3 separate regions of the Mus musculus genome follow, and regions 1 and 3 are each linked to region 2. A link is a loop called in an ENCODE intact Hi-C map of the cell type or tissue named here. Cell type or tissue: heart. All regions are shown on one strand.

The links. Peaks named below come from ENCODE experiments on the same cell type or tissue, not always from the same donor. Only the 100,000 strongest peaks of a DNase experiment are listed, where the experiment ranks them.
Region 1: a loop joins it to region 2, with 2.3 times the contacts of the local background. A loop is called at or near these places in 5 of 42 quality-filtered maps.
Region 3: a loop joins it to region 2, with 8 times the contacts of the local background. A loop is called at or near these places in 32 of 42 quality-filtered maps.

What each region holds. Positions count from the first base shown.
Region 1 is chr17:32,430,831-32,438,830 of GRCm38, reverse strand. No RefSeq gene overlaps it. Among named protein-coding and RNA genes, the nearest start is that of Pglyrp2, 14 kb to the right of the region's middle. In heart, a CTCF peak has its summit at 6,638 (motif pointing right); DNase peaks (open chromatin) are centred at 3,490 and 4,280.
Region 2 is chr17:32,491,394-32,499,393 of GRCm38, reverse strand. It overlaps Cyp4f39 (cytochrome P450, family 4, subfamily f, polypeptide 39), which reads right to left. Exons shown (of 14, transcript NM_177307.3): 13 at 7,505-7,587; 14 at 6,074-7,092. The coding sequence ends at 6,915. Among named protein-coding and RNA genes, the nearest start is that of Cyp4f17, 11 kb to the left of the region's middle. In heart, a CTCF peak has its summit at 4,559 (motif pointing right); DNase peaks (open chromatin) are centred at 4,613 and 6,853; H3K4me3 peaks cover 1,041 bases; H3K27me3 peaks cover 728 bases.
Region 3 is chr17:32,345,306-32,353,305 of GRCm38, reverse strand. Akap8l (A kinase (PRKA) anchor protein 8-like) reads left to right here and starts at 2,729. Exons shown (of 14, transcript NM_017476.2): 1 at 2,729-2,819; 2 at 7,908-7,982. The coding sequence starts at 2,807. In heart, a CTCF peak has its summit at 4,206 (motif pointing left); DNase peaks (open chromatin) are centred at 2,655 and 4,055; H3K4me3 peaks cover 2,467 bases; H3K27ac peaks cover 1,958 bases.

The DNA.
Region 1 (8,000 bases), 61 kb after region 2:
TTTCCTCTAAAAATTAGTTAACTCATTACTTTAGTGGGTATGTGTATGCGCATGAGAACTGCCTTGGTGCTTATCTGCAGGTAAAAGGAAAGCATGTGGGAGTCAGGTCTTCCCTTCCACCATGCGAGCTCTGGGGACTGAATTCAGGCTGCCGGGCTTGGCAGCAGGCATATTTACCCACTGAGCAATCATGTTTTCCTGTTTTCTTGATGACTGCTATTTTGAGTGGGGTATAGTGGAGAGTGGGGGTACTTTACACACTCATTTTTATTAGTTGGCATGTAAAGTTATAAAAGCCATGAGAAAAGGAAATTGGTGTTATATAGCACAATTTATTCACTTACCCACATATAAGAATATAAATAGTCTATTGTAATCCTAAACTATCAACAAAGGTGATGTGTAGTGGTTTGAATATGTTTGGCCCAGGGAGTGGCACTATTTGGAGGTATAGCCCTGTTGGAGTAGGTGTGTCACTGTGGGCATGGGCTTTAAGACCCTCTTCCTAGATGTCTGGAAGCCAGTCTTTTCCTGTTTGCCTTTGGATCAAGATGTAGAACTCTCAGTTCCTGCTGCATCATGCCTGCCTGGACGTTGCCATGCTCCTGCCTTGATGAAAATAGACTGAACCTCTGAACCTTGTACGCCAGCCCCAATTAAATGTCATCCTTCTAAGAATTACCTTGGTCAACAAATGAACTGCCTCTTCCTTCAAGCATCCAGCCTGAGCGAGTGTGTAATCCTGGTCACAAGCAGCTGATAAAGCAGTACTCCACGAGCCCACCCTAAGACTGGAGGCAAGACCAGGCCTGAGTATTGATGCCGGGAGGGCCTTGCTCGCACGTGGTAGACGCAAGGTGCCCTGGAACCCAGTCTTTAGCACCAACCCTAGTCGGTAGGAAAGACAGAAGTAAACCAAGTCGGTGTCCGAGCTCAGAGGTGCTCTGACCTTTGCTCATCTTCTCTAATGAGTGCGTAAATAAAAGTTGCTGAGCCTTTCCCTTCAACACCTAAACAAGCCCATCTTGGAGAACTTAAAAAAAAAAAAAAGAAAAAAAAAAAAGAATTACCTTGGCCATGGTGTCTGTTCACAGCAGTAAAACCCAAACTAAGACATGATGTTTCTACATTAAATGACAAAAAAACAAATAAATAAAAAATATATAAGCCAGGCCAGTAAGATGACTTAGCAGGTAAAAGTACTTGTTGCCCAAGCCTGAGTTGATCCATGGCGATGCACAGAGTTGTCCTCTACTCTCCAGATGGATGCCATAGCATGTGCTAATAAAACAAAACCTGAGACAAGGCCCCGCTATGTAGCCCTGGCTGGTTTCAAACTTGCTGTGTAGACTACGCTGCCCGGCAACTCACAGATCCTCCCGCCTCTGCCTTCCAAGTACTGAGATTGAAGACATACACTACCATGCCCAACCTAAACCAATAATTTCATGTCTGGAATCCTTGGACTCTAGGAGCAGAAGCAAGAGAATCACTCACAAATTCTTGGGCAACCTGGGTTACAAAATGAATGGAGGCCAGCCAGAATTACATAGTAACAAGTAAAACCCAAAACAAAATGTGTGCCAATGATTCGTGTGCAAGATACATATTTTTCTTTTTAATTTGTTTTTTTATATTATGTGCATTGAATGTCAAGGGCCAGCCAGGGCTATGCAGTGAGTTCCAGGACACTTCTATTACTGTGAGGCTCTCTCTGTCTCAAGAAACAGGATGCAGGACCTCTGAGTAAGATGGCAGACAAGAAGCCTTACCACTTAAACTCTGGAGGAGAAAACAGCAAAGGGAGTGGCTAAAAAGCTTCTACTTGGCAAGAGACAAGATGAAGTTCATCCCCACCTTGGCCAGGGAAGATTCTTTCGCCGTGGGCAGCAGTTAGAAGGCAGAGAATAAGGTCTCCGTGAATGTTCAACCCTAAATGGGGCATCTACACTAGCTCCTCCCTCCGAGGCCTAGGGAACGTCCTGGAAGAGGGGGCAAGAAAAATGTGAGAGCTGGAAGCTGGGGAGGGGAGCTATCCGCTGGATGTGAGTCTCAGCAACTGTGACTTCTTGCACAAGATCAAGCCAGTTAGAACTTCCAGCATGAAAGGAGGAGGGGCTGCTGACAGTGGATGGCTCTGAGGTAGAGAAAGTAGGAATTTTTTCAAGAATGTGGCCCCTTGATGATGGCCCTGATCCAGATGGCTCCACACCCTTTCCTACAAGAGCAGTTCCAATTGGACTTAGTGGGTTGTTTTTAAACAACGAGAAAATGAAGTTGGGAAAAAAGAGAGGAAGGATCTGAGATAAATTGGTATGATCAAAAGAAGGAAATTCTCAAAGAGCAGGTAATGGGAAGGGAAACCTAGCATCATGGTGGAGCCTGCCTGTGATGGGGGTTTGGGGGGAGGCAGGTGGGAGGACAGAGAGATGGCACTGTGACTAAGAGCAACATCTGCTCTTCCAAAGGACCTGGATTTGATTTTGAGTACCCACGTGGCCACTCACAACTGTCTGTAACTCAAGAAATTAGACACCCTCTCTGGACTCTGTGGGCTATGCATGAACATGGTACACAGGCATACATGCAGGTGAAACATCTAAGACATAACAATAAATAATAATCTTTTTATTTTAAAAGTGGGGTCGTGGTGGTGCACACCTTTAGTCCCAGCACTCAGGAGGCAGATACAGGTGGATCTCTGTGTGTTCAAGGCCAGCCTGGTCTACAGTACTAGTTCCAGGACAGCCAAGGCCACACAGAGAAACCCTGTCTGGGGATGGGGAGAGGAATGGGTGGTGGAAAAATGGATCAGTGGTTAAGGGCACACACCTTTAATCCCAGCACTCAAGAGGCAGAGGCAGGTAGATCTCTGTGAATTCAAAGCCAGCCTGATCTACAGAACAAGTTCCAGGGCAGCCAAGGCTACACAGAAAAACCCTATTTTGAAAAACAAACAACAAAACAAAACAAAGAAACTCTCTCTTGGACATTATCTTATCCAGACTAGGATGGCAATGAATTCAATGTGTAACTGAATCTGGCCTGAACTTCTGATCCTCCTGTCTCCAACTCTCCAGTGTCAATGTGCCTGTCTCCTGTGTCCCTCTTTTGAGGGAGTGACACCAAGTTAGCCTGTGGGCAGTGGGGGTTATTTGCCCAGGCCCTCCCCTCCAGGCCCATTTACTCCACTCAACCTGGGCCCTAGCACTCCCTCACGGACTGAGCTCACACATCTACATAAAGTCCTGCATCTTCATTTACAAAACTTCTTCCCAGTTCCAGGATGAGATGCCTGGATGATTAAATCTCTCCCATCCCTTCCAGAAACTCAGCTCAGGACACCTATTGCCTATTGGAGACTCCTGGAGGCAGAGAGTCAGCAGCTCCAACAGCAAACAGCTTTTATTTCCTTTGGTACTCTGGACTCCTCTAATCCCTGTGCTGGCCTAAACCAGCTTCAACAGCTTGGCAGCTGCTCTAGATGGGCTTCAGTCCCGGCCCTGAGGCCCGGAAGCCCACAGGAATCTAGGGGCGCTCCAGATGAGGAAATAATGGAGTCCTGTGGGCCCGGATTTGCCTCAGATGTGGGAGCCCTGACATCAGGTTAATGAGATGGATTACGCCCATTGGCTAGACTCTGCCATAGCTGGGGCCTCTGAGACAGATGTGTAGGACAGAGAACCCTGAGCACACCCTCCCACGCACTCCCAGGGCCCTGTTCCTCAATCCCAGCCCACACAGTGTTGCATCTCTGTGGCCTGATTCCACCTTCACAGTGTCTATGGGAGGGGCTCTCCTTCCATTCTCAAGGTGGACGGAATGAGGGCAAGTCATGAAACTACTTACTAGAAGTAGAGGCAGACCAGGAATTTGTTAAATGTTTTAAATGAGTTTTTACTGTTTAAGAATTTCATACATGCATGCAATGTGTTTTAATCAAATCTCTCTCTCCCATCACCTCCAATTCCTGCCTTATCTCCTACTACTCAACTCCCTCCCAATTTCATGTAAATTTTTTTTAACCCAGTGAGTTAACACTAAATGCTGCCTGTATCTCATGGATGTAGGATCATCTACTGGAACGTGAGCAGTCTCTCAGATGCCACAACCTTAAAGGAAACTGACTCACCCCCTCCCGACAGCCATCACTTGGCTACTGGTAAACAGCCTCTCAGCTAGGGTGGGACTTCCTGACCACCCCACCACTTCATGCTGTGATTCTGTCTTCGATTGTGTATGCATCTCAGCCACCATGAGTTCATGTGTGCCAGGTGTCCCCTGTCATGTCCAGAAGACAGTTTCGTGGCAGTCACCCATGACCTCTGGTTCTTGCAATCTTTCTGCCTCCTCCTCTTCCAAGATCCCTAAGCCTTAGGGAGGAGGTGAATGACCCATTTAATGCCGAACACTCTGGCATTTCTTATTCTTCTCACATTGACTAGCTGTAGTGAGAGAGATGAGACAGACTGACTCCATGACAGACTTCAAATTGACAGTTAAGGAGATTGATTAGGCCTAAGAACTGGGAAGTCCAGGGAAGCCCAGGCAAGTCAATTACTAATAGAAAAACCCAGGCTCCAGCCTTCACGCCCCGATAATGGTTCTGGAATGCCTAGAGATAGAGTAAGAGAAAGCTCACCTATCCCGGAATTCCCCTAATGTGCAAGCTCACTTGGTTCTCTCCATTTTGGAATGAGAGATTCCAACATGCTGGGCTTCTGCAGAATAAAACGCTCCTGGCTTTTGCACACCATTTGGGTCTGAAGCATGATTCTCCAGCGAACAACAAACCCTTACATTAGGACTCTTTTACATTCCCTATCACGTATACATTGGGGAAGGGCACGTGCATGGCATATATATGGAGGTCACAGACAAAAAGGGCAGGAGTTACTGTTCCCTCCCACCATGTAGGCTTCATGGAACTCAAGTCTGCAGGCTTCACCCACTGAGCCATCTCGTGTGTGTGTGTGTGTGTGTGTGTGTGTGTGTGTGTGTGTGTGTGTGTGTGCATGATTTATTTGTGTTATTTATATGATTCCTTTACCTGCATGCATGTCTGTAGGCTACATGCCTGTCTGGTGCCTGCAGAGATCAGAAGTAAATATCAGATCATCTGAAACTGGAGTTACTGGTGTATGTTCTGGGAACCAAACCCAGGTACAAGAACGATGTTCTTAATCACTGAACCATCTCTCTAGGCCTGAACATATCTTTTTAAGTTATGTTGATTGATTGATTGATTGATTGGTTGGTTGGTTGGTTGATTGATGCCAGCGTGTACATATTGAAGGTCAGAAACAACTTGAGAGATTAGTCCTCTCCTTCTACCATATGGATTGGGAGTGGGGCACAATTAAAATCATGTTGTCAGGTTTGAGAGCAGGTGCCTTTCCCTCCTATGACGGTCTGAATAAGAGTGGTCCCATAGGCTCATGTGTTAGAATGCTGAGTCACCAGGGAGCAGCACTGTTTAAAAGGATTAAGAGGTATGGCTTTGTTGGCGGAAACACGTCACTTGGGGTAGGCTTTGAGGTTTCAAAAGCTCACGCCAGGCCCAATGTCTCTCTGTCTGTGGATCACGATGTAGCTCTCCAACTACTTATCCAGAACCATGCCTGCCATGCCTGCTGCCATGATCCCTGTCCTGATGATAATAGGCTAAACCTCTGAAACTGTAAACAAGCCCCCATTTAAAAACAATGCTTTCTTTTATAAGAGTTGCCACAGTCATGATGTCTCTTCACAGCAGTAGAACAGTGGTGACTAAGACAGACAGACAGACAGACAGACAGACACACACACACACACACAGAGTTTGATTTTTTTTATACCCATTAAAAATTTTGAGCTGGGATGAGAGAACAAATGTTTATCACACATGATAATTCCATCTCCATCAACAAAACTCAAATAAAAATAGCTCACCTATTTAAAAACTGTTTAAATAATGCAATTTTATATCATATAAATTTTATATACCACCAAAAAATGTTTACGAAAACAGTCAGCCCATTAGCTGGCTCTATTCAGTAATATATGTAAGATCTAGAACTGAATTAAAAAAAAACAGACACAGGGCTGGAGAGATGGCTCAGCGGTTAAGAGCACTGACTGTTGCTTCAGAGGTCCCGAGTTCATTTCCCAGTGGTGACATGGTGGCTCACAACCTCTGTAATGGGATCCGATGCCCTCTTCTGGTGTGTCTGAAGACGGCGACAGTGTACTCATAAATAAAATAAATCTTAAGGAGAGAGGAGGTGGGCTGGGAATGCAGCCTAAGAGAAGAATCCCTGCATAGAACCTCCAGTGAGGGGCTAAGAGCTTGGCTCCCTGATGAAGAGCCGTACCCAGCACTGAAGAAATAAAATCTCATTACTTATCAAATCTCAACTCAGGGGCTACAGACTGCTTCAGTGATTAAGAGCGCTGGCTGCTTTTCCCAGAGGACACAGGTTTCACACCCAGCACCTACTGTAACTATTCTAGGAGATCCGACACTCTCTTCTGGCCTACACCTGCATGTCATACACAAACATACATATAAACAAGACACCCATACACATAAAATATATTTCTTTTTATTTTTGTTAAGTTTATTTTATGTATAAGTGCGCTGTTGCATGTACAGTTACGTGCCAGAAGAGGGCATCAGATCCCTTCATAGATGGTCATACTCTTAACTGGCTGAGCTATCCCTCCAGGCCACCTAAAATATAAATAAGTAAATCTAAACAGAAAAATTCAACCCAGGACAGAGCAGAATGGCACATACTTTAATCCTACCACTCTTTTTTTTTTTGTTTTTGTTTTTGCTTTTGCTTTTGCTTTTGTTTTGTTTTGTTTTGTTTTGTTTTGTTTGGGGGGGGGGTCTTCGAGACAAGGTTTCTCTGTATAGCCCTGGCTGTCCTAGAACTCACTTTTGTAGACCAGGCTGGCCTCAAACTCAGAAATCCACCTGCCTCTGCCTCTGCCTCCCAAGTGCTGGGATTAAAGGCGTGTGCCACCTCCGCCCGGCTTAATCCTACCACTCTCAAGATAAAGGCAGGTGGATCTCTTTGAGTTTGAGGCCAGCTTGGTCTACAAAGTGAGCCATTAAAAAGAAATCTCAATTTTAAAAAAAATCAAATGAAAAATCTTGAATTGGTATGATGAGTTAGCTGGTGAAGGTACTTGGCGCTAAGCCTGTACCTGTACCTGATTGACCTGGGTTCAATCACTAGGACAGACCCAAATGGTTAAGGAGAGAACCAACTCACAGAGGGTTCCTTTGACCACTCCATTAGTCCTGAGGAGAAGTCTTCTCCACAATGCATGCAGTTTACATCGTCATCACCATCACCATCACCAAGGGTTTTGCAATGATTGCCGTGACTCCTACCACAGTAGAATATGACTTGATTTGTTTCTAGGATTCAGAATTTGCAGGTCTAGGGAATGAACCTAGGGCCTTAGTATATACTAAGCAAATACTCTACCACTGAGCGATATCCTCATAGCAAATTTCTTCTTCTTTTTCTTATTTTATCTATTTGTGTGTGCTCGTGTGTGTGTGTGTGTGTGTGTGTGTGTGTGTGTGTGTGTGTGTGTATGTGTGTGTGTTGGTGCGTGTGTATATGTGTAGATGCACTATGGTGTACATGCAGAAGTCAGTTCTCCTATTCCACCCTGTGAATCCTGGAGACCTTGGCACCTCACAAAGCCCCATAATGAGTGCTTCTCACCCTGATCACGATCCCAAGTTTAGCCCTGCTTTAAGTTCCTGCCCTTCTGACTCTGATTCTTCAGAGAGCCCCTAGGCTCTGCCTGTCTCTGCCAGTGCTCCAGGTTCTGATCAGTGTTTGTTTGCCTGAGATGCTGGCTTACTAACTGACAGACAGCCCGGAGACGCTGCTTTCTCCTTACAGGCAGGCCTCGAGAACTAGGAGGGAAGCTTGGGGAAGGGGGTGATTCATTATGGAATCTCCAGATTTTCTGCTGCCACCCAGGCCCAGCCC
Region 2 (8,000 bases):
CACATCTGTTGGAACCTACACCTTTAGGACTCCAGCTTACACAGAAGGGCAGCTGAAACACCCAGCTTTGCATTAGGACCCACAAGATATGTCCTACCACAAGGCTCCAACCATAAATGGTTCCAATATATCCATGGGCCAGTGAAGTGGCTCAGTAGCCTGATGTCTGATCCCATGTTGGATGGACAGAGCTAACACCTCAATGTTGTCTTATGACCTTCTTGTGTGTGCCATACTTAATTAATTCATTAATTCACACACACACACACACACACACACACACACACACACACACACACACACATATGTGAGGAATATTGCTGAAGGGATTCCTACTGCAAAATGGCCACTTAGAGGGATTCCCCCCCCCCCAAGGTTAAACTCAAAGGCACGCAGAGGTCACAGCAGTTGAAGAAATTAAGATTATATCTCCAGCTGGCAGCAGAACTTAGCAGCTTCAATGTGGCAACAGTGAAGATTTACACCAAAATTCCAGAAAACCTCTGAGGCCAAGCACTGTGTATTCAGGTAAGATTTCCTGCAAGATGGATGTGAGATGCAGTTGCTCAAAACTGGGAAGATCAAGCCTAATCCCCAGTAGAAACCATAAGATGCTAGAAATACAGAACCATTGGATAGCCACTGAGAAGAACATCAGGCACACAGTGAAACTGGCCCAAGAAAGAGTCTATGTGAGCTTCAGCAGGCAGGGCTGAAGAGGCAGGACTGTTGGAGCCCAGATGAGTTGATCATAAGCCCTAGGTGCCAGATACGGATGGTTTTCTGCTTTTCTTGATGGCTTTCAGGCTTATTGTAGTCTCGTTTCTCCATCTTGTAGTGCAAAATTTATTCTGAGCTATTATGTATTGGAAATATGCAACTTGCTTTTTAAGAAAAAGTGCTATGTGGACTGAAGAGATAGCTCAGCATTTAAGAACACTGGCTTCTCTTGTGGAGGACCTGAAATTGATTCCCAGCACCCATGTAGCTGTTCACAGCTGTCTGTGACACTGGTCCCAGGAGATCTGGTGACCTCTTCTGGCCCCCATGAAACACAGGTTGTACGATACATGTGGGCAAAACATTCCTACTCATTTAATTAATTAATTTTAAAAATTAAGTGTTGTGTCGTTGAGCGATACTGTTCCTGGGGAGATGTAAACAAATGTTCACTCATCCCACACAGGGAACCAACAACAGACCAGAATAAAGGTGCAGCAAAAGTCCAACTTATGGAAGTGTGGGTGAGGATTCCCTACACTAGCAAAGATGATTCAAAGCCAGCTGCATCACCAAAAGCTTTTATTAACAAGGATGACAGCTCGAAAAAAAGCTGGAATCCTAAAGCTCACTACATGTACAACTTGCAGGTAACTCAATAGGTCAAAGAGTCTCTCCACTATTTTTACAGCTTACATCAGCTTGGAAAAGGTGGGGGCCTGATGAATCTAGTCAGTTTCTAGGACTTCCTGAAGCTGTTGAGTTGTTTATTATTTGGTACGTGTTTATTGAACATGTACCATATAAATACAATGGAGTGTTATCTACCCATAGAAAAGTGTGAAGTCACATCGTGTTCAAGAAAATGAACAGAATAGCTCAGCTCAGAAATGAACAGAATGGCTCACATGGCTCAGCTCAGTCAGATTATGTTCATTCTGGACTCTTAGAAATCTCTGCCTCTGGCTATGCTCTCCCTTTTATCTACAATAAACATCCTTCTCTACCATACCTAGGGGCAGACATATCCTTTCTTTATTATTATTTTTTCCATTCAAGTGTGAATCACTTGCTGATGACTAGCAGAGCCCAGCTTTGACCTTGGTCTGTCTTACACCAAGCCAGGTGCACATTGCTTTCCTAATAGCCTGCTAAGAGTCAGAGAACTTGTGAGGGGGTTTTTCAGCAGTGAGTTCCTTGACTGTGTGCCAAAGGACACAGCATCATAGCTGGTGCCTATGCCGTCAATCTTTCATAAAGCAGGTGTTAACCACGTGCTTCATTCTGTCTATTCTAACCATGTGTTAAGTAGTATGGTAAACACCCCCTCCTTTTCCCTCCATCCCTCCCTGGCTGGTTGTAAAAAAGTAGTGATTAGGGGAAATTGCTTATACGTGTAGAAATTCATACTTTGGGGAGGGCTCAGTAGGGCTAGCATTCTGTGATCTATTGAACAGTATTATCTATGTTCTATTGAACAGTATTATCTATGTTCTATTGAACAAAGCAGCTCATCAGAATAGGAAGGAGCCATTTCCAAGATGGCTGACTCTTATGGTGGACAAACAGTTGGGGATCTCATGGCCTTTCAGACAAGGCCTCTCCTTGTGGCTACTTGGGTTTCCTCTTAACATGTCTATTGGGGTCAAGATCTTGTAGTGTAGTGGGACTGGAAGGAAACTGTGGACCTTCTATGATATAAATGCCACATCCGGGAAGTCATGTGGACTGGCCAGAGTCAAGGAGAGGAGCGTTAGCTTTCATCCCTGGACTGGTTCTTTAGAGAAAGAGTCAACAGTAATATTTTGATGTTTTCACAGGGCATTGACATCTATGAAGTTGATGTTCAAGAAACACATAATCAAGTTAGCAAAAAAATATAAAACTAAAAATGTTAATTATGTGTCTGTCTTAGGGTTTTACTGATGTATACAGACACCATGACCAAGGCAACTCTTAAAAGAACGACATTTAATTGGGACCAGCTTAAAGGTTCAGTGGTTCGGTCCTGTATCATCAAGGTGAGATTAAGGTAGGCATGGTGCAGGAGGAGCTGAGAGTTCTACATCTTCATCTGAAAGTTGTTAGCAGAATACTGACTTCCAGGCAGCTAGGGTGAGAGTCTTAAAGCCCACACCCACAGTAACACACCTACTCCAAGGCCACACCTTCAAATAGTGCCACTCCCTGAGCCAAACATATTCAAACTACTACAAGAGGAAACAAGGTGCAACACCCAAGAGGGCAAAGGGACAAAAGGGCTGGGTAACCAAAATGGTTGGATTATATAGGTAAAAACAGCCCAACCCAGCGACCCATTCACCACTACCACCATCTGGCTAGAGAGTTCAGTGTAGGAACAGGGTATGCAAGGATCCTGTAACAGGTAGGGGCTGAGAGATGCTGAGAGAACCTGGAGATCAGACCCACTTTGATATGTCAAATAGGCACTTCAGTCATTTGTTCCAGGGTTTAAGACTTAACTATACTCTGATCTCAAATACCTCCTTGGTAATCAGGATACAAGAATAGGACTAAAGTGCCATACCCACTCCAGTGAAGTCTTCGTGGCAAGTCCAAAAGCTTGGCCACAATCCTGAGGCAAAAAGTTTTACAGAAACTTGTCTCCTGGAGAGTCTCTGGTGCCCCATAAACAGATTTGTCCCTGCGATAGTGTGGAAGGTCTTGCATGCTTTCTTGCAGTATTTTACTGGATAAGAGCTAAAACTCTCAGGGCTAGTTCAACAAAGTAAACTTGGAATTACAGCCGAGTCACTCCTATATGCAGGAATTTACAATGGTCTAGGAAGAAGGAGGGTTGTGGTTTAAGGAGGAACTAGAGAATTGTATTATTCAAGAAAAGGTTAGCTAGAGCGGAAAACCCCTGGTGGTGGGTTGTACAATAGACCAGAATTACACCTGAGCATATTAGCACTTTCACCTGGCTCTTGTGAATAGTTGACTTTAGATAGGACTGATCTTATCTCAGTTGTAAACACTGCCTGGTTCCTGTTACCTTTTATGTATGCATTTTCTCTGTTTTGTGTAAAGAGTCATTATGCATCTCAATGTACCTTGGCTGATGTATCACCTAACTTCCTTGTTTTTCTTCTGGGTTATAAGTCTGATGCTCGCTTTGAGACATTACATTCGAATACAGCACTCTCTCTGGTGTCCATGTCTGTTTGTCATCTTGCTGACTCCTTGCCCACCTGAGTACCAGGACCCTGAATCTCCATGGGTTGAGGAGTCCAATCCACAGCACTAAAGGATCTGGAGGGGCCATCACTGTATCTTAGTTTAAACTCACCAGCAGCAGATCCTGATCTAAGGATTCCAGGGTAAAGACTTTACTTGGCAGCAATCCTAAGACAAGGCTTCAACTGCCAAGCATCTTTTTGGGAGGGTATCCCAGGAAACATCAGAAACATTCCTGGGGAAGTGGAGTAGGAAAGAGAGACGGGAGCCAAGGGCAACGTGAAGGAAGTTTACAATGCAGTGAAGACCCAGTACTGCTTCAAAGGCAGTGTCTCTCTAGAGTGTGGAGCCTGCACAACAAGGATCAAGGCTAGTTACTGGGGCATGGAGCTGTGACATTGACCATAAGCACAGCTGGTGTGGAAGGTTGCAGGCACAGTGAATGGTATTTTTCCTGCTTTGCCACAAACACATGAACACATATTACATATATACACACACAGACACTAAGATGTGTGCATGCTGTCACTTAGACACATTCAGGATCACCAGTGCACATAAGATGTAGCATATCTGTGGGCATTCACACATAAACATGAGAATTCTTGGAGGAATTAACTTTATAGCCTGGTGCCTCTGACCAGCAGAGGGAGCCTCTTACACACATATGAGAGAAACAGGGAACCTCCTCCCCAGCCTCCTCTTAAAAGCATCAATCACACAGACTGTATATGCAGGCCTAATGGTGCCACCTGAAACCCTGCCTTAAGAAAGAGTGTTGGCAGGAGGGCATAAAGGTGTGGCTTGAACTGTGGCCCCACCTCTCCCTTCCTCCTCTCATTTATTCACCTTCACGAGGTTCATTAATTTCAAACTTTATGATACTGCAAGACTCACAGTACCAGGGAAAATTGAGGAGCAGAGAAGAGCAGTCTGCTGCCCAAGGCCACCTCTAGAAAAGGCCCTGACCAGGATTAGCTCTCATAAATACTGCCTTCCCAAACCAAATTTTTGTGATTGTTTTGTTTTGTCATGTCTCTGGAGGAGGACAAGGTTACATATGAAAAAAACTGAGAAGTCTTTGGAGAATGACGGGCTTGTAGGAGCTCCTCCATCCTGGCGACACTGTAAGAGCTAGTGGCTAGGATTGAAGTCTGTAAGCTTACTACTCAGCCGGCAAACACCGTGGACAGTGGACATCAGCCGACGACCCCATCACATGCCACCAGGACACAAGGCAGCTCTGCCACTGCCACGGTCATTAAATTCAGTTTAGCAGATCCTCTAGGCACCTGCTGGACAGAGGATCTGTGCTGAGACCCCAAGATAAGGATATTGAGTGAGTTGCTCCCCTCTGAGACCTGTTTTAGCATCTATTAAATGAGACAATCAGAGTCATCCAAACTGTGGCTATTAACCAAGGGCATGTGGGAATACAACTGAGTCGTGGCAAGAGTCATTCCATTGATACGAAGCCCGGGCTGACCATGTCTTTCCCAGTGCCTGCTCATACCTTCCATGACTCCCTGTTGCTCTCTGCCCACTACCCTTCCTCCAGTCTGCTCCCACACCCAGATGTTACAGTTACTGTAATGAGATTCAGATGAGACCTAATGCTTCCCGTGTTCTTCCCAGGCTGAGGTGGGTGAGCACTCCATTCCCAACACATCCCTAGACCTTGCTTTCTTGGACACTGGGTGTCCACCTGGCCCTAGCTGGCCTTGAACTTGAGATAGAATGACTCTTGCCAGAGCTCAATTGTCTTCCCGCGTGTTTGCACCTGATCCACGCATTGCTCCATGGTTTGGATGACTTCTGATTATCTCATTTAACAGACACTAAAACTGCTGTGAACTTTTTGTGCTCTTTCCCAACCCAGGCCTTTGCTGACACTGTTCCTCTGCCTGGGACACTCTTCCCTTCCCACAGTCCACTCAACTTCTGCTCTTACTTCAGCCTCAGACTTCCCGTGATCCTCCACCCCCCATACCTCTGTCACATTCACCCAGAACCAGGGGTCTCATGTTTGAAGCATGTGTCATGCATGCATTGTGAATAATCATTCACAGGTATAATTGTTCAACTTCTGATCCTCTCTGATGAGAAGGAAGAACTAGGCTGGGCTGGATGCCTGGCCCCATGCCAGTAGACATTGAATTAATATGCAATCTATTGACCAAATAAACGGAGCACAAATTGTCCCAAAAAAAAACCTGAGTTTAGTTCCAGATCAAATAAGTATGTCCCAGTTGCTTCCCGACTGTCAAGAGGCCCACCTCCCCACCTTGGGCTCCAAATCTAGGACCGGATGAGATGGACGGTGTTTGGATCCTCTTGCTTTTACTCTCACTCTTAAAATTGAGAAAACTCAGCAAAGGGACGGTGACCAAGAAGGAAGGGGCTTGCAAGGGCCCAGGTTTACAAAACAACAAAGCAAACAGCCTAAATCCTGAGAGCTTGAACTGTCCTTTCATGGAGCTGTGGGTCTTGGGAAAGGATGTTGAAGATTCAGGACTGCAACCTCAGACTCCGGCTTCTAAATCCTCCATTTAGAAGCTAACTTGGGCATAGGCAGAGGGAAAGCCAGAGGATACAACCCCAGTGGTGAGTCTTAGGTCCAAGTTTCTGTGAGCTGGGCCTAGGAATCAGAATCCGCAGGGCCAGGGTAATCTGACTGGGGCGTGGCCTAGGCCCGAGTGGGGCGTGGCCTAGCATCATTCCCTCAAGCTGAGGGCCGGTGACAATAATTCAAAGCGTAATTTCGACCTCAGAGGGTGGAATCAAATCCCAAGGGTGGAGTCTTGTCCTGAGGGGCGAAGTCAGCACCAACAAGATACTCCTCTACAAACAAAGCTTTGTCCTCCAGTACTTTCGAGGAGCGTAGTCAACGCCCTCAATATCTTGGGGGCGGATCCATGCTATTGGAGGCGTGATCTAGGCCTGAGCGGGCGGAGCCTGAATCCCTGAATCCCAGGATCCGCGGAGCAAGGGCGCACTCAGGCCCGTGAGGGTAGAGGCTCTACATTGAGCCAAAGGCCGTTCTCCGTGCGTAGAATAAGCTCCGGCTTCCTCCGCACCTTGTGGGTTCGGTCCACGCTCAGGCGGAAGCGCAGCAGTGTCAGCGCCACGACTACACGCATCTCTGCCATGGCGAAGCTCTGCCCGATGCAATTCCTGAAGGAAGGGTTCAAATGAGACTCAAGAATTCTTAGGATGTGCAACAATGGAGTCAAACGTTCAAATCCTAACACACAGCTTACTACTACCAATGCATCCTGACAGATGAGCGCCCTTATCTAAGCTTCAGTTCCTTCCTCTGTAGAACCCGAATGATGACAGCATCACAGAGCTATTGGAAGTATGTGAGTCCAGAACCCGGGGTCCGACATAATGGAGGAGTACCCTGTTCTCAAGGACGGAATTGCAGTCTGATTCGGAACCTCTTGGTTCAGTTAGGGAAGCAGAAAGGACTTGAGTTGCCTAAAATTACTTGTGGGTGTCGCTTGGTCCCTGCTTCCATGGGGCACACTCCTGATCCGACAATGACTCTGCCCCTCCCATGTTTGGGGTTAGTTTGGGTCCTTACCTGGGACCTGCTGAGAAAGGTACAAAGGCCAGTGGAGAGCGCTGCTGTGGGGTGTCCGGGTCAAAACGGTAAGGATTGTATACCTAGACAAGATTGCCTGGGTGAGTCTGAGGACTGTCCCAACCATCCAGCCCACCTGCACCTCAACCTCTGAGGACCCCTATAGCTGGAACACCTTGGGGCCATTTGTTCCAATCTATCACACACACTTCAAACTATTCATGCCTGTCCCCTGTTGTCACGCACCCAGGCTCTTTTTCTACCTCAGGGCTTTTGCACTTAATGTCTTCTCAGCCTTGAACAGGCCTGTTCTTCATACTCATTAGGTCTCAGTTCAAACATTACCTTGTCTTTGGGGCCTCTCTGGATTTCTTGAGAGTAATTCCTCCCACCTCATCTGTTTGTACCTCCTTAGAACATTTAGCAATGCCCAAAATGATCTTATCTATTGGCTAGTTGTCGTGAGCTTTACTTTAAGGTCCATGAGGGCATACGC
Region 3 (8,000 bases), 150 kb after region 2:
TCTGTGTAGCCCTGGCTGTCCTGGAACTCTATAAACTAGGCTGGCCTCAAAATCAAGGGATCCACCTGGATCAAAGGCTTGCCCACTACCAGTACCTGACTTGCCCAGCCTGACTTTATTTCTTTAAACAATGCTATTTTCTTGCTCAGCTAATGTTTACTGAACATTTCTAAGGTAATAAGATTCTGTTATCTCCTACTTTTTTATTCCTTGTATCTTTTCAGTTCATCATCCTCACTAACCAGCCAAGTGCTGGAAAGTGGGATAATCTAATTAGGTGTGGACAACTCTGGGCAGCAGCAGGTCCCTCCCAACCCTGTTTTTCTCTCCTCCCCTACTGTGTCTTTATGCCTGGGGAGGAGGGTTTAACAGGCTCAGTGACAAGCCTGCAGGGGTGCTCTTAGCCCAGGAATGTGTTCTTTTGTATGGTGGCTCTTCTCATCCTTTACTGTCATTGGTCATATCCAAGACAGGAAAAGAAGTGGGATTTCTCATGCTAAGAACTGACCCAAACATGTTTCTTCATAGCAATTTAAAATATAAAATCCATTTTTTTAAAATATAAAGGCGACAAATTTTAAAAGTTCCAGTGACAGAAGTAGTAACATGGAAGTCCTTCCTACCTACTACATAGGTAGTAGCCAGCTGTATCTTTGTACACAGTAACACGTTACTCTACACTGATAGCTGTATATTTTTGCAAGGATCGTATACCATTCTCACAACAGACCTTTTCCTAAAACTCCTGAGCATAGCTTAAGTCTTTGCTTAAACCACTCCATGGTCTCAAAGAAACAATCTTAACTTTTAGGCTAAGCTCAACCTGTGAGGACATCAGAAATTAAACAAGACCTTGGGTGAAATCACACCAAGTGCTACAAAGTAAACTGCAGGATCTAGAGATATCATGGGGCTGTACTTTATCTAGGATTCCAGAAAGTATGGCACTCCAAAGAGGCAGTACACATAAAGCGGACTTATGTCGCATGTTCCCGGGTCACATGCACATGGTCCACTGCAACTGGCTTTCTTTTGCAAAAGTGGGGAGAAATTATCGTCAGGACATTGTATCTGGACAAATGGTAAAAACAAGCCCTTTTAATCACAGCAACAGCCTAATCTATACTTCTCTACCTCCCCTGCCCCAACTAAATTGTGAAGAACAGTTTTGGCTATCATATCAACTATTTCAGTATGTTTCTTTGAAGGATCTAGGCCTTTTAAAGAATGCCATTGTTATTACCCCTAAAGAAACTGCTAACAAGAACTGAGAGGTGGCTCAATGGCAAAGAACACACACTGCTCTTACAGAGAACTTGGATTTGGTTCCCAGCACCCACATGGCAGCTCACAGTAACTCCAGGGTATCCAGTACCCTCTTCTGACCACCTCAGGCACTGGGGGTGCATGTAGTTGCATAGACATATATTCAAGCAAAACAAATACATAAGCCTAAAAAGAATTGATAAACATTCCTTAATACCAATAGAACACCTACTTTAACATTTCTCAAAACCATAAGAAGGTACATGAATCATAGAAGCAGAGCTTGCTGTAGTTTATCCATTGTTTTATTTTTAGGGTTCTTCCAAGGATACCTCCCATGGTGACTTTCCACACAGCCAGGAGGAGCCAGGCATAGTGCTTAGAACAAGGCTGGTACTGGGTTACATTTTTCGTTTTGTGGAGCTGAGCATTGAACATAGGTTCTTATGTCAAGCATTTGCAATAATATATGATACATTGAGATATACTACTTGTATAACAAATAGCATACACATAAACAGTTATTTTTAAAGTGGTTTTTGAGAGGCAGGAGAGATGGCTCAGCAGTTAAGAGCACTAGCTGTTTTCCCAGAGGACCCAGGTTCAATTCCCAGTACCTTCATGGCAGCTCAGGGCTGTCTGAAACTCCAGTTCAGGTGATCTGACACCCTCACACAGACACGCGCAAGCAAAACACTAATACACATAAAATTTTCAAAAGCATCTTTATTTTGCAGTTGGAGAGCTCACATAAGGCCTTCTGTACATGCTAGGATAAAATGTTTTTCCACCAAGCTATATCCTTACAAACACTATTAATTGTTATGTAACGATTAATAAGAAAATAATATTTACTATTTACTTTGTGAAACTGGCCCTAATTCTTTACCCCTCCTTGAAACGGGGACTCACTGGAACCCAGAGTGGCTTAGAATTCATATAGTATAATCTGACCTCAAACTCGAGTCATTCTGTCTCAGGCTCCGGTATTCTGGGGTTACAGAAGTCAGCTACTACACATGGCCTTCTTCGTTTGTTTTAACGTTATCTCACATAACGTTTGTCAGGACCTTGTTTAGCAGTTAGATACTAATTTTCTCCTTTCAACATGGCTTTACCATTCTTGACTTCATTTCAGTGGCGGGGCGCAAGACGGTCGTCTCTGCTCACGCTGGCAAGTGTCTCGCTCGCACACACCAGGCGAGCACACGCGTGGGCTCGGACCTCTAGGTTGCATGCAGCTCCGCCCCTTCGAACCTTTCCATCTTCTCCCCTTGGCCTATTGGCGCAGGTTTTTGTTAACAGGAGGCGGAGAGTAAGGCGGGGTCGTCGGGGGTTGGCAGTATCTCCAACCACTGTCACGAAGAGGTGTAAAAATAGACAGGTAGCGAAACCAATAGGCGTGAAGTCCGAGGTTTGCAGAAGCCAATGAGATAAGGAGGCGGGGCTGGAGCGTGTGTGGAAGGACCCCAGGGATTGTTGTGGCGTCAGACGCGCAGAGTAGCGGTCTGTGTCCACGGCTCGGGTGTTCTCTGCGGCCATGAGCTACACAGGTAGGCCCAACAGGGTGAAGGCAGCGCTCTGGGCCGGGGCGTCAGGACGGGCTGAGTCATGCTAGGATCTCCTCTTGTAGTGTCGTGGTCATTGCCCTCTGTGGTCACAAAATGGCGTCTTAGGCTCTTCCCTTCGGGGTCGCATCCCTCAAGCTTCGGCTCTCACTGACCTCAGCCGGGCATCTTGGACTCTCCTGGCTACTCAAGGATTTGCTTGTGTCTTCTGTGACCGTAGGTCTTGGGCCTCAACGTTAGGTTCAGGCTTCCCGCACCTCCGTTCGTCATTCCCTGGCTAGTGCCCCACGGACACCCACGTCTAAGACGTCGCTTCTCAGGCCTGAGCTTCTGAGATCAGTCCGTTGGGGCGGCTGCTGTCGCCATTGCCTCCCTTGAGCAGTTTCTGTGCAAAACGTCGCAGACCCTTACTCATGGCACTCCCCCCACTTCATCTGGTATAAAGCGGGAGGGGGGGAGAGCCAACCTCCCCTACCTCACTCCCCCAGGGGGCGGTGAGAATCTGTAAATCTATATGAAGGCTCTGAACCGTTGCAGGGAGCTTTAGAGAGCAAGCTTGAACCCTGGTGACGAATGACTACTTTCCACTCAACTTACCGAATCAGGTGCTGAATAGACACTGAATGCTGACAAGAATTTCTTAAGCATCTTATAGGCGAGGACAGACAAAATACAATAAATATATTATTTTGGGTCTTGGGTATCCTGAAGAGATTCAGCCATTACACGGAGAGCTTTGAAGCCTCTGGGAAGGGTGACGTTTAAGAAGAGATGTAAGCAAAATAGGAAAGAGTAAAGATAGCTGTCGCTGTAAAACATACTGGGCTGGAACCGCCTACCTACTTAGATCAGTGATATTTGAGCAAAGAGGAAGGTGGGTGAGGAGCATGGTGAGGGGTGTGGAATATGCTTGAGTGACTGTAGAATCATTCTTGAGTGAGTTAGTTGCCAAGGCTCCCTGGGTTTGCCAATGAAACTTATCAGTCAGTGCCACAGACAGTGCCTCCCACTTTACTGGAGGTATTTCAGGCTTGAACTTAAGTGGTTGCTGGATAACCCACATTCTGTTTGGAATGTTTAAGGCTTTCAATGGAACCTGAGCTTTATGCCAGTCCTCCTAAGCCCCTGGGTCAAATGCTTGCCAAGAACCTTGGGATTTTTAACAACCATCCTCTAGGCCAGTGGTTCTCAACCAGGGTGATTTTGCCTGCCTCACACCTCCCAGGGGTACATTTGGCAATATCTGGAGTCCTGTTTTGTCTTATCTATATAATGTGTGTATGGGCAGGGGGGGGGTGGAGGTGGGGGACTGGTATGCAGTGCTACTGACATCTAGTGGATAAAGGGTAGGGCTGCAACTCTGCAGCCTGAAGCGCATAGTATGGCTTCCACCACAACATACTTTACTTTATTTACATGTATCTGTCTGCATCTACATGTATGTGTTTGTGTGAGTGTGTCAGCCATGTATGAAGGTGCCCCTTGGGACCAGAAGAGAACATGGGTCCCTTGAAACTGGAGTTAACGGAGGGTTGTGAGTGAGCCGCCTGACATGGGTTCTAGGATCTGACTCTCGTCCTCACAATTGAGCAGCATATTTCCAACCCTTCAGTGTTTTTTTTTTTTAATAAATTTGTTTATTTAATTTTGTTCATATGAGTGTTTTTCCTGAATGTGTGTGTCTGTGCACTGCCATGTGAGCGCCTGTAACTCTATAAAACTAAGGGTAAAGATGATTATGAGCCACCCCCATGGCTTCTGGGATTGGGGTCCTGGCCCACTGGAAGAGCAGTACTCTTGACCACTGAACCATCTCTCCAGTTGCACTCCCCACCCCAGTGGTTTTTATAGACAGCTATTAAATCATTAGTACTTAAAATTTAAGCATCTTGAGAAGGCCCTGGACCCCCAGGGGTGGGAAAAATCTAATTGGACACAATCTCTTTAGGAAGGATGGCAAAGACTCGGTCTCTATATTTGTGTTTTCTCTTTCCCCAAGACCTGGGCTCAGTTCCTCTCCTTGGAAAGTAAAGCTGAAGTTGAGTCCACAGCTTTCTTTTTTGGAGTCCTTGTAGCTGGATGTATTTGCAATTCTACCCTGAAGAAGTATGGTCTCTTCACCTGGGGTCAAGGTGGTACCCTGTAACTGAATACACTAGGGACAGCTTAGTGATGTAGTGTTGGCCTAGCTTGCCAAGGCCTTGAGATTAACTCAACTCAAGGACCTCAAAGCAGAAACCGTATTGATTTTGCACCACATACATAAACGGTATTCATTCTCCCGGGTCCCTGTGGCCTCGGTGTAAAATTGTTCACGTTTGCAGAGGGCACTTACTCTGCTTATGAACTGCTATGGTTGGAAGCCTGGAGGTATCCAGCCTCCTTCCCAGTTCTGAGAGTCCTCGATTTGTAGTGTTTTGTTTTGTTTTGTTTTTTTTTTTTTTTTTTTTTTGGACTTAAAAAGTACTGACTTTTCAAAGAATTTTGGACAGGGAACAGGGTCTTAATGAGGATGAACTGAGACCTGCAGCTAAAGCACCCAGCAGGGAAGCATTTATTCAGTGTGCAATATTGACTATGGTTGCTGTGGTTTTGTGTGTGTGTGTGTTTCAGGGGTGTCTCACCCTGTTTCAGCACCTTGAACCCATGGCAGAACTTGTGCCTCAGCCTCGTGAGTGCTGGCATGTAGGCTGTAACCTTCACTGAGCAGCAGCAGTATGGGAATCTGTACCCACATGATTGGTGTTTGATATGCTTCGGTTGTAACTTATTTTTATTGGAAATGCTGTCATTGATTTTTGAGTCAAGGGCTTAGTGTTTTAATCATTTCAGCACTAAGTGAAAAGATGTACAAGATACATATGTTAGACAAGGCCTTCCTAAAACTCACAATCCTCCTGCTTCTGCCTTCCCAGAGAATAGGATTAAAGGTGTACTGTGTCTGGCTTCATAGTGACCACTGAGCAATGAGTGTCCCTTATCTAAATGCTTCAGACCAAAAGGACTTTGAGATATTTTTTGGATTTTGGACTACCCCTAGTGATGTCTTGGGTCAGACCCAAGACTAAACAGTAAATCATTTACATTTCATATGCATCTGTATACATAGCCTGAAGGTTTTTATTTTGACTGGTTTTGGTTTGGGTTTTGTTTTTTTGTTTTTTTGTTTTTTGAGACAGGGTTTCTCTGTGTCGCCCTGGCTGTCCTGGAACTCACTCTGTAGACCAGGCTGGCCTCGAACTCAGAAATCCGCCTGCCTCTGCATCCCAAGTGCTGGGATTAAAGGCGTGCAGTACCACTGTCTGGCTGGTTGGTTTTGTTTTGAAACAGGATCTTACTATGTAGCCCTGGCTGGCTTTGAACTCACAAAAAGATCCCCTAACCTCTGCCTCCTGAGTGCTGGGATTACATGTGTGTACCATCGTGCCCAGTTGCCTGATAGTAATTTATATAAAATAAATTATGTGATTTTGTTTACTTGCATTTGGATTGCAACCTGTCACATAAGGAAAGTCAGGTCCAGTGTGGAATATTCCTTTGTAGCCTCAAGTTGGTAATTAGAAAGATTTAGACTTCGGTGCCAAGTGTGGCTGTCCTATAATCCCAGCAGAAGCAGGGGGACTGATTTCGAGGCCAGCCTGGTCTGCAGAGTGAGTTCCAGGACAGCCAGGGCTATACAGATAAACTATACGAAACAAAAAGTTTTGCTTTTTAAGTAAGGCTTTAAATTTTTAGGTTAGGGGCTGGGAAGATGGCTCAGCAGTTAAGAGCACTGGCTGTTCTTCCAGAGGACCCAGGTTCAATTCCAAGTATCCACATGGCAGTTCACAATGGTCTGTAACTCCTGTTCCAAGGGATATACACCGTCATACAGAAATACATGCAAGGAAAGCACCAGATAAATATAAATAATTTCATAAAGAGAGAATTTAGGCACATATCTTTTATTTAAAAAGAGAAAGAGAGAATTTAGGTTCATGCTTTCAATTCCATCACTCGGAATGCAGGTGGATCTCTGAGTTTGAAGCCAGCCTGGTCTACATAGCAAGTTGCAGGACAGCCAGGGCTGCACAGAGAAACTCTTATCTTGAAAAACAAAAAAAGATTTTAGGTTAGAGCCAGGTGTGGTGCTACACACCTTTAATCCAGGCACTCGGGTGGCAGAAGGACGTCCAGGGCATCCAGGCTACTCAAGAGAAGTCCTGTCTCAAAAAACAAACAAGAAAACTAAAAACCAGATTTTAGGGTAGAGATGCTCACACTATATTTAGTATACTTATTTCCATATAAACATGTGAAACATAGGTAATATGTTTCAGCAATGAGGTCTAAGGATAAAACTTGAAGATGGAATTCTTACCCATCAGTACATACTTCTTCATATGGGGAAACTAAAATTGTAAGTCAGGTGGCTTATGTTTATAATACCCAGGACACTGAAACAGGAGAGATACTGTGAATTTGACACCAGCCTTGGTCTCAAGTGAGACACTCTATCAAAATACAGAAACAGCCAGGCAAGGAGGTGCAAAGATTAGTATTAACATAATTTCAAAACTAACCCAATGTTTGTTTGAAATGGAAGTAGCTTTTCTCCCCGGCCCCTCCCTCTCTCTCTCTTTAAAAGAAATTTTCGAGACAGGGTTTCTCTGTGTAGCCCTGGCTGTCCTAGAACTCACTCTGTAGACCAGGTTAGCCTTGAACTCAGAGAAATCCATCTGCCTCTTCCTCCCAAGGTGCACCACCACTGCCTGGTCAGAAGTAGCTTTATTTATAATAATGATTTGATTCCTTATGTAACTGAATGATATTTTGGATTCATTTTATGCACCAAAATAGACTAGTAGCTTAAATGTTTACACGTTTTTTCATAGTCATTGTAACAAGTTAAGCATGACCTGTCTGTACTGATTAATGTGTTCAGAGGTCTAATTAAAGTATGGAATCTATAGGTTTTAGAGGTTTCTGAACTGAAGGGAGACTTGTCTGCTAATCTGTATTAAAATGCTATTTCAGTTGCTCACTTTCTTATGGCTGCTTTGGGAAAATTAACCACCTTGTGCATATGTTTAGGTTTTGTCCAAGGATCCGAAACCACTTTGCAGTCTACGTACTGTGACACCAGTGCCCAGCCCACCTGTGATTATGGTGAGTGTGGCTCCTAGT